Linked DNA regions of Mus musculus: region 2 is linked to region 1. The links are chromatin loops, found by intact Hi-C in ENCODE. Cell type or tissue: gastrocnemius. All regions are shown on one strand. Links, peaks and the distances in the headings refer to the core of each region. The heading gives the core; the rest is flanking DNA.

Region 1 (5,375 bases), core at 243-5,242:
AACGGAACAAAACATACTAACACCTCTATATGAACCTGAGAGCTTCCCGGACAACAGTGACCTGGATTCCTCTGCGATTACAGTTGCACAGTGACCCTGACATTTTGAATTTTAATATCTGAAAAGAAGGATACAAGACACGAAGAATACCTTCCAAGTATAAACTAACAGGAATTTTCGAAGAATAAGCCAAAAAGTACATCAAACATGAACAGCACAAAAATCTCCTACTCAGGGTCTAAGGGCACACAGTAAAAAACCCCACCACCTCCACTCAGGAGGCCAAGGAGGGAATATCACTTGGAGTTCAAGGTCAGGCTAATGCAGGTTGAAACCTTGTCTTTATTTCTGAGACAGGAGCTCAAGCAGGCTTTGATCTTGCTATGTAACCATGGACGGCCTTCAACTGTGATCCTCCTGCCCCAGCTCTCCAGTGTAGGGTTAAAGAGTTACGCACCCACACTTCACTTATAGGGTGCTGGAAATTGAAGCTGGGGCCTTGCACAGGTGAGGCAAAGGGTCAACTCTTTTACTTTCCCCAACTTTTTTTTTGTTTTTGTTTTTGCTTTTTAAAAAAGTTAACATTGCAGATTTCTGAGTTCGAGGCCAGCCTGGGTCTACAGAGAATGTTCCAGGACAGCCAGGGCTACACAGAGAAACCCTGTCTTAAAAAAACAAAAACAAACAAACAAAAAAGTTAACACTGGACTGCGCATATACATTTGCTGGGCTGTTATATTAAAGCAATTTGTAAATTTAAGCAATCTCTATCGAAATCCTAATGGCATTTTTTTTTTGAAAACAAAATTTCACGCTAAAAGCAGCAGGAAATCTCAAAGAGTAAAAAGTAGCTAAGATGATATGAACAGTAACACAGGTAGAGCTCATACTTCCTGCTTTCAGAACCTATTATACCACAATCAATCAATCAATCAATCAATCAAATGATTAAAAAAAAAAAACACCAAGTTCTAACACTTGTATAGACAGGCCAATGGAGAATAGAGTCCCAAAATAAGCCTTCTCTTGCCACAATTAATCTTGTCAACATGCCTGGCTTCGAAAACTCTAGGAGATCCGTGAAGCATACTTCTGGGTGTCTATAAATCAGTGCCAGAGACAGGAAGACTATGAGGGCTTTCCTCAGGTATCTAGCCAAAGGGTCTCATACATGAACAAACACCATTTGGTAGTTAATAAGGCCTGGACCAACCGCAGGCACGTGGATCTCTGTGAGTTTGAGGCCAGCCTACTCTACATAGTGCGTTCCTGGACAGTCAGAGCTACATACACAGTTAGGCCATGTCTCAAAACCCCTACCCACCTCCTACCCTGCTACCCCAGGGAAAGGGGAAAGGAAAACCTACAGGGTGAACAGAGTATTTGCTGTCCAAATATCTGGTAAGGGGTTAATACTTAACATATTTAATGAACTCTTAGAACTCGACAAATAGCCACAAACCCAGATTCAAATACAAATGGCCAACAAAGAAGGTTTGCACATCAATAATAGAAAGAGAGAGAGAGAGAGAGAGATCTATCTCAAAAGCTTGGAGGTGGTAGTAGTGTTCTGGCAAAGGCTTTCATAAAGAGCAGCATAACAGATTCCCCAGGACCACAAAACAAACAAAACCCTTACAACACATAGTCAGGGTATTGTTTTGCAATCCTTTTGTTTCAAGCTTATCCTCATACAAGCTACATCCATTGGATAAAGATCTAAAAGGCTTGCAGAGCCGCCAGACCAGAGGGAGTCAGGTCTCTAAACTACCACCTCTGGTTGTTTTTTGGAAGGAACCCTTCCCTGAAAGCCACTCGCTCATTTGCATATTGCCTAGAGCCACTTTAGCCCTAGGAAAAGAGCAGAGTGACTGCAACAGACCACACACTGAACTCTACTATCTGGTCTTTTGTAGACACTAAATTCTTCACCTTTGAGAACTGTCTCCAATATCAGCCTCATCATCCTGTCTTTGAAGGCCTTCCTTCACTTAGTGAGACATAGATTCCAACACACTAGCCACTCAATTGCAACTCTCTGTATTTTACTAATGTGTATATTTATGGTGATCTCTCTGGGTCAAGTATACACTTATCTGTTGTATGCCCACCACAGTGCTTAACACGTAGCAAGCTTCCTTCTTAAACGGTGGGCATACCTCAAGCCATCTTCTTGGCTAACGTGGGTAACCACAGGGGAACTTTCATTTTCCGGAAGACATTCTCTCCGGTCCACGCCATAAATTCTCTCGTTGCAACGTTAGTAGTGTCAAGTTTTGGGGAAGTCTTTCTGACCACCCCACCTAAAGGACTCATCTTTTTCTTGTTTCTTTCTCTAGTCATCTGTCACATTTTTTTTTTTTAATTTACACGGTCGCTTGCATGGTTGTGTTTAATGTTTGAGTCTCCTCGTTGAACTGTACCCTCTCTAATGGAAGTAACCAGGTCTACTTCGGTCACCGCGGTATACTCTTCCAGCCCTGGGGCTGGCACATGGTAGACGCTTTGGTGCGGTGCGGTCTGAAACGAAAGCCTGGCTAAAGCGGGTCACTAATTGTGTGAACGCAAGGTTTATTCCTCGTTGGAGCAAGTGCACATGTCCCCACACTCTTGGCGACTGCTTCCAAAACAAGAAAAGGATGCCAAGAGGCAGACACACATGCCCATGGTCGCCCCCGGAAAGAAAAGCCCAGGGCGGGGCCTCCCCGGGCAAAGCCGGGGGCCGGAGCTCCTGAGACCCGGCGAGCATGCGGGGAGGAGCCCGCCGCGGAGCTCTCGCGGGCCGCAAAGGGCAAGTCCTCACCTGTCGAGTCCTGGCTCATGGGGCCAGGGCAAGGGTCGCCCTAGCCTGCTCCGCGCACACCTCCCCCGGCCCCGCCCCCACCATGCCTCGGGACCCCGGCGTCGGCAGCCACCAGCCCGGGTTTCCGCCCGCTACCGGAAGCGCTGCGCAGCGAGAAGGGAAGATCGGAAGATCGAGACGCCATGCAGCTAAGGAGCGGCGCAGCGCACCCTGGCGTCCGGAGGAGAGATCGAGACCATAGAGGCTGGATAAGCCCCGGACCAAGTGATCCAAGGCACGTTCATAACTACTATGAGTAGGAGTTAAGTTTTCACCTGCTTCTTGCATACTGGTGGAAGATGGATTATACATGCACCATGTCACTGCGTTTTCCATGCTCGTGGTTGCACGTGGGGATACAATAAAAGCTTCTGTACTAAATGAATCCAATACCATTGACTGGCCTTTTCACCTACACGTTACTTCATTTAATTTTCTTTTTTCTTACAAGCTATTTCTTCCCTGTGAGTCGGTGGCTTCTCTCCTTTGTGCTTGCGTGTGTGTGTGTGTGTGTGTGTGTGTGTGTGTGTGTGCGCGCGCGCGCGTTTGTATTTGGGTGTATGGTTTATTTTTGATGCTTTGGCAGGAAACCAAACCCAAAATATCTTCTCTTAAGGCTTCTGGGTAGCCACCGCCACTGTTCACCCACCACTGTCAAATATCTGTTTCTGTTGATGTGTATTGCTTTGTTGTGTCTCTCCTCCCTTTGGTAGATTATAAACTGAGAACAGGGATTTTTGTCTTATTTTCTGTTCCAGCCCCACCTCCCACCCCATAACAAGGTTTGACATCTTATAGAATCTCAGTAAATATTCCATCAGTAATCCATTGTGGTCTATCTCTTCTGGACCCCCATGCCATCTCCATTCTATATCCCCAGCTCTTCTGAGACATAGGATATAGAATTAGAGGCTAGGTTGAGCCTTGCTCTCTCTCCCAACCCTCTCCATACCCAAAGGACTCAGAGAATGAATATCTCTGCAGACCAACACATGAGAAAGGGATATGTGTTGACTTTGACCAGGGAGAGAGGAAAATTAAGGTCTAAAGGGGAAAGGTGACTTGGGGATATAGACTGACTATGAAGAGAATGATAGGTTTCTGGCCCAGTCCTACCATTTCCAGGCTCAGTATTCTTAGGTGCTGGCTTTAGAAACCTCATGCCTTTTTCTGGAAAATGACTATACCTGCCTCTTAAGGTTATCCCAAGTATTAAACCTGTTAGCCCTAAATACTTGAAGTCTTGATAAAATATTACTAAAGCTTTCCAGCCACAACTCTCTTCCTTTCCCATGATGAAACTGAGACCCAAAGGGGACATACATCTCTTGCACAAGTTCATACAAGAATAAGAGCCAGTAGGGGTGGGGCCACAGATTATAACCCCAGCATTTAGGAAGGGAGGCAGAGGAATCAGTAGCTCAAGGCCTGTCTTGGCTGCACAGCAAGTTGACCTTGGCTACATGACACCTTGCCCCAAAGCAAAGCAAAATAAACATGGGACAGGGCTGTGCTAATACTCAAGGCATCAGGTCAGATCCCAACTCGGACAGGTGGGTCCCCATGTGGCTTCAAGACACGCATCAGCTTCTCCGAGTCTGGGTTTTTCTTTTTGTATTTTTCATCTCTAATGTGTACAGTGTTCTGACTTCGTTGTAGAGAGGTCAGATAGAAGGATAAATTTAAACTAGCAAAAGCTTTGAACTTGGAAATAGTTCAAGCCTGCTCCTTCAGTTCTGGGCCTGGGGTTTGAAGGTAGGCGTTCCTTAATAACTGCTGTTTAGGATTAGAAAGCAAACTCTCCCTTCTGTGTGGTTGTGGTAGGGGCAGGGTAGGGTCAACCTTCAGAGGGACTCCACCCTTATCTCATGCGGAACAAAAATAACTCAAAATGGATCTAATCCACAAGTCAGGCTAAGCCCTGGGAAGACATCTTAGACATAATTTATTGTAACCTTGGGTTAGTCAACAGCTTAGAGGAAAGCAAAAAGGAAGCACGTATCAATGACTTCCTTAAAAAAAAATAGTTGTTGTATTCCAAAGGACAGTTATTAGAGTATAAAGTTAAAGCTGTGTTCAACAGATACAGGGGGATTGAGAGTTCGAGGCCAGCTTGACCTACGTAGCAAGTTTAGGGCAAGCCTTGGTTGCATGAGACTCTGTAGACCAAACCAAAAAGAATCAAGTACTGGTCCATGCAAACACATGGGTGAACCTTGAAAGCATTATACCAGGTGAAGGGAGCCTGATATGATTTGCCACATACTGTTTGACTCCATCATTTGAAATATCCAGAATGGACAAATCTATAGAAATAGGAATCAGATAAGGGACTTGGAATGCTTAGAGAGGTATACAGTGGTTGCTAATCTGGATCGTTTTTTTTGTTTTTGTTTTTTTTTTTTTTTTCAGGGGCAGGGGTTGATGAAAATGTATTAAAATTAGGTAATGGTGAATGCCACACTTCTTAATATACTACAAACCATTGAACCAATAATTTTGAAATAGTAAATTTTGTAATCTGCAGGTATCT
Region 2 (5,375 bases), core at 248-5,247, 60 kb before region 1:
GTATTAAAGGGTCACAGCATTAAGAACACTGAGGACCACTGCTCTAGAAGGATCCAAATGGCAGAGGACAGCCCTGTCTCCCTAGAGCTTTTACACTTTATCCCCTGCAGGCAACGAGGAGCTACTGATGGAATTTGATCCAGGACCGTTGTAGCCGTTCATTTGGCAATCCCAGACACTACTAGGATTGTTGGGGTTCTGTCCCTGCTCCAACAGTAAAGCAGGCAATCAGGCATAGCCGTATCTGTCCAGTTCTGGGACGAGTTGATGCCATGTCATTCACTCACTCATTCATTCGTTCATTCATTCATTCATTTTTAGGATGGCCTTGCTGTGCAGCCCAGGCCACCCTCAGACTCACAATCCTCTTGCCTTGGCCTCTTGGGTGCCTGAATTACTAGAGCATGCCCCAGCCTCAGCCTTACTCTTTAGGGAGTCTATAACCACTGTGTTGATGTGAAGCCATGGGGAGCAAGAATGGAAGCTGAGAAGACTTGAAAGCAGTTAGAAAGCAGTGGATATAGGTAAAAATAATGGTGTCTGGAATAGGGTGATAGTTTTACTAGCCAGCGGACTTTGGTTTTTGTGTTTTATTTTGTTTTGAGACAAAGTCTTGCTGTGCAACCTAGGCTGGCCTGGAATGTGCGGCAGTCCTTAGTCTCCCGGGTGCTTAGGGATTACAGGCATCTGTCCACACCCAGCTACAGATCTGTTAATATAAAATGTGAGAAAAGGAGAGGTGTGAAGGCTCAAAACTGGGCGCCAAACAACTGAAAATATGGAATTGTTATATATTAAAATGTCAGGGACTAAGAGTTGAGATCTGTGTGGTTAAGTTTAAGATGCCTTATGCTTGCTTTCGAAAGGCCTTGTGTAATCATGTATAATAAAAGAAAACATTTGAGACACTTAGCATCAGAGTAGGAGTAGAGATGCCATATAGACGGATATCTGGAAGGAGGAAGAACCAGCAAAAGAAAACTCCTCCCCAAGACAGGAAGAAAGCCAGACAAGATTTCCCTTTTAGTGTGGTGCAGCAAAGTAGGGACCCGAGCCGTGTTTGGCACTGCAGACAGGATGGGGTGGCAAGCAGCTAGCATGATTGCTCATTGGATTTAACAGTATGGAGGTGGTTGGTGACCTTCAGTACAGCCTTTCTGATGGAGAGCTCAGAAATAACTTCTCATTGTTTCAAAGAAAATAAACAAGTATTGTCATTCCTTTAAGGAAGCATTGCTGTAAGGGAAAATGAGAAGTTCTTAGGAACTTGGGGTTTAAAATGTGTGGAGTTTTGGGTGGGGGGTTGTTTGGGGTTTTTTTTTGTTTGTTTGTTTATTTGTTTTGTTCTTGTTGTCTTGACTTTATGACATGACCGTATGTTTTGCTTCTGGGAACCAGAGAAAGACTGATACTGAAGTGGGAACATTGCCAGAGCAGTGTCCTTGTGGGGCTAGTGATGCAGCTGGAGCGCGATGACAGGAGAGTCCTCCAAGGCCTTGGGCACAGATGTTCCGTGGTGGAAGCTGGAAGGAAGTCTGATTGATTCTATTTCTCTGCAGAGGCCATCAGCTGGCCCCGAGGAAGCAGGCAGGGCTCAGATGTTTACAGAGACAAAAGGAAATATAGAAGAGGCATCCAGGAGAGTGGGAGGATAACTGAATTGAGGATGATTGTCAGGCATCTTGAGAGCCTGCTCGATGCTGGCAATTCATTAAGATGAAGCACTGGGTCTTGGTTGAGTCAGATTTTGCCCCTCCCCACCCCCAGGTTCTTAGCAGTGTCTAAAAAGTTCTAGTGGTCATAAATTAGGAGATAGAATCCAGTGAAGTAAAGCCAGAGATGCTACCAAGCACCCCACTGTTCCCAAGGCAGCCCCCCACAGAAGTGTTAAATCCAAAATGTCAGTCAAAAAGCCCTGGTGTAGAGAGAGACCAGTCAACCATGCCGTGTTTGCACAGACTCAAATTATCTAGAGAGATGGATTTAACAAGGGCTGGGAGTTTGCCAGGAGACTGTGAAGAGAGACAGGGGAGTTGAGACTAGGATTTAGTCCCCGTGAGGAGAGAAGTAGTACCTGAGGTATGTGGAGTGACAGCAATCTGACGGGCTCCTCAGAGTGCTGCCCTGAAGATAGCAAGGGGTCAGGGGCGGGGGTGACCAGGAATGCTTGAAGCCAAAGTTATGATGCATGCGTTGGTAATGATAATGGCTGCCTGAGACCCCAAAAAGTGCATAGCCAAGGTAGGACAGATGACGGTTAAAGGAGACAAGGTTTAGAAATAAAAGTGCAGATCTTTTGGAGACCTAGCAGAATTAGTCAGTAGCTATTTAGAAGTAGTGCCAGATGACACTGAGCCAGCTATGGTGTTTGCAGTTTATTTGCATTTTAAATATTTTTTTAAATTAAATATAAGTGTATCATCCCCCTTCCATTTTCTCTTTGTAATACTTCCTTTATATCCCCCTCTCTCCTTCTCAAATGTATAACCTCTTTCTTTTTTTTTTTTTTATTTAATTGTCGGAGGTGTATTCCTAACTACATAAATATTACCTGATCAGTCTGTATAATGTTACTTGTATGAATATTACCTCAGGGTTGACCACTTGGGATTGGATCTCCCATTTTCAGTATTCCTTAATTGCTTATATTTGCACTTTTAAAGATTTTACAATTAAGCCAGGCATGGTGGAGCACACTTTGATTCCAGTACAGTACAAGCGGGGGCAAGTAGATCCCTGTATTGGGGGATAGCCTGGTCTACATAGTGAGCTCCAGGCCAGCTAGAGCTATATACTGAGACCCTCAAAATAAAACAGTCCATTGGTAAATGAACCTCCCCGCCATGAGAGAAGGCAGAAAGACTAGTCCCAGAAAGCTCTATCTCTCTTAGAGCCTTCCTTAGAAGAACTCAGTATACCTTCAACCTGAGAGAATCTTGTCTTGTTTTGTTTTGTGATTGGCTCTTGCTATGTAGCCCAGGATGACCAGGAACTCTGTCATCATAGCTGGTCTTAAACTCATGGTTGCTCTCCTGGCTGGGGTGTCTTGATCTTGGCCATGCCCTAGATTAAGTGGCTTAGGCTCCTAGTTTAGATCTTGCTATATAAAGGGCATTGTACTGGTTTTACTCAGACTGACACTTGTATTTGCACAACACGGGTGGGGAATCCATGGAGAAATGATGGTCACTGAAACAGTAGTGTCATCTACAGGACTGGGACACTTTCCTATCAGTACAGAAGCTGATAGGCCAGCCGCCCACAGAGGCTGTGTGTCAAGCTAAGACTGGGCCACAGAAAGCAATGCAGTGTGCTGAGCTTTTGAAAATATCCCTACAGAAGCAGATGGGGCGGGGTGGGGGGATGCTTGAATGGTAGCGTGTTTTCAGCATAGTAGAAATGCAGTGTGGGTGTGTGAGTACAAGTCTGAGTCTGATTTAGGTGTGTAGGCATAATGAAACAGCCGAGTGACTCCCATCTGAAATGCTGAATGACAGTGCTGTGCGTGTTTACACTTATAAAGAACACAGACCCAAGGCCAGTCCCCTGGGCCCAAGGCCTGGCTTTTCGTGCGCGCTAGCCCTCTTTCTGTTTGGGACTTGAGTTCTCCACCTGAACAGGAAGACTCCAGCCTCAGGGGAACCCAGTAACCCAGCACACCGTCAAGGCCAGTGTTCCCAACGCTGAAACACTAGAGTCTCCATAAGGTTTGACCCGTAACAGGAGCAGAGCGCCTCCTCCAGAGCCAGGGGTTTGTCAGCGCTTTTTTGATCTGGTGTGTGTGTTGGGGGAAGGATGGTGTGGGAGGTTTGAGGCCTTTTGTGGTGGTAGATAACAGAGGCTGGGCAGTCTTACGGTATATCCTAAGCTGTACGTATCCCTGTTAACCTTGAATTCAGCCTTCCACCCTGCCCTCCACCTTGCTTGGCTCACAGTATTCAACTATTTTATTTTATTTTATTTTATAGCATGTATGTATTTCCTTTGATTTAAAGAACTAACAATCAGGAAATTAAAGAAAATGTTTCTTCTGATTGCAGCCTTTACCCTCCGGTTCCAGGACAGGAGAGCTCTCTGCAGTGGGCAGGGATGAAGTTTGAGGACGTCCCAATTGCACACATTAAAGCAACCTACAACAAGTAAGAAAAGGGTGCCCGCGTGAGTCCCCTAGGAACTGCTTCTGCCTCAGGCCTTCTTGGAGTAGAAGTCGGGTGTCAGATGCTAGCTTCGTCTCTTCTTTCTTTATAAGCTTACTCAAGTTTCATGAAACTATAAAATAGATTGAGTACAGTGTAATTGTAAGGGTTTCTGCCGTCCTTGGGACTCCTATGCTAGCATCAGAAGGGCTGCATTCGAAGCAAGTGGAGAGAGAAGCAGTGCTCAGATACATGATTTACTTGTAAAGTAGCCAGAATGTATAAGCCCCTTAGTTAGCCTTCTTACCTTAGGCCCTGTGCACTGCCCTTTCCCTAGCAGGGCTAAGTGTGGCGGTGAAGGAAAGACTACTGTGTGCTGTGGGGTGCTAGCACAAGACACAGGTGCAGTTGGGCTCCCAGCTGCAGAAGCATAGGGCACTGGCGACAGCTTTGCAGGCTAGGTCCTACTTGAAAGTGGGATCTGAGTTTGGTGGCATCCTGCCTGCCACACAGTTGCAGCACAGCACTGGAGACGATAATCCTGGCCTAGAATGCGAGCACCCAAGAGCCACAGAGCCTACAGCAGCATCTCTCTCCCTTCTCGTGAGCTAATGCAGACGTGGCTTCTGAGCTCTCCACACCCTGCTGTGTCTGTGCCTTTTCAGTACGCCCTGAATGAGAATGCTTCTGTGTAGCTCCTGAAGTGTAAGCGACCCCAGGGGAGGAGTGAACTCCATAACAAGACCAACAGGCAGGTGGTCCCTGCTCAGGGCTGACCCAGCAGGTCTCCTGGACAGCTCCCCTTCACTTTCCCCTTCCCAGGAACACCCAGAAAGCTCTGCAGAAAGTGGGGTGATGATAACCAAAGGGGAGACAGAAAACATGCCTTAGAATTTGCTTAAAGTCAGTCTTGGGGGGTGGGTGTTTTCTAGACAGGGTTTCTCTGTGTAGCCGGGCTGTCCTAAAACTCACTCTGTAGACCAGGCTGGCCTCAAACTTAGAAATCCATCTGCCTCTGCCTCCCAAGTGCTGGGATTAAAGGTGTGCACTATCACTGCCCAGCTTAAAGTCAGTCTTAATTACAATTTACCATTTTAAAGCAAATTAGGAAAAAGCTTCACTTACTTAAAATAATTTTTGGTCAGAGAATAGAATGTCATAAGCATTTGAATTATAATAATATTATAGGATAACTGGTTTTGTGGGATTATTTTGAGTCTTTATGGTTACCTCTGAAAT

What was found. Hi-C counts contacts between places; a loop is a spot of excess contacts. Peaks named below come from ENCODE experiments on the same cell type or tissue, not always from the same donor. Only the 100,000 strongest peaks of a DNase experiment are listed, where the experiment ranks them.
Region 2: it touches region 1 in a loop (4-fold over the local background); 22 of 42 quality-filtered maps call a loop at or near these places.

What each region holds. Positions count from the first base shown.
Region 1 is chr7:78,844,304-78,849,678 of GRCm38, forward strand. Det1 (de-etiolated homolog 1 (Arabidopsis)) reads right to left here and starts at 2,908. Exons shown (of 5, transcript NM_029585.3): 1 at 2,804-2,908. In gastrocnemius, for the core only: a CTCF peak has its summit at 3,019; a DNase peak (open chromatin) is centred at 2,945; H3K4me3 peaks cover 1,929 bases; H3K27ac peaks cover 2,699 bases.
Region 2 is chr7:78,784,635-78,790,009 of GRCm38, forward strand. Mrps11 (mitochondrial ribosomal protein S11) reads left to right here. Exons shown (of 6, transcript NM_026498.2): 3 at 4,041-4,139. Among named protein-coding and RNA genes, the nearest start is that of Mrps11, 4.2 kb to the left of the region's middle. In gastrocnemius, for the core only: no CTCF peak of the experiment used is centred there; no DNase peak of the experiment used is centred there.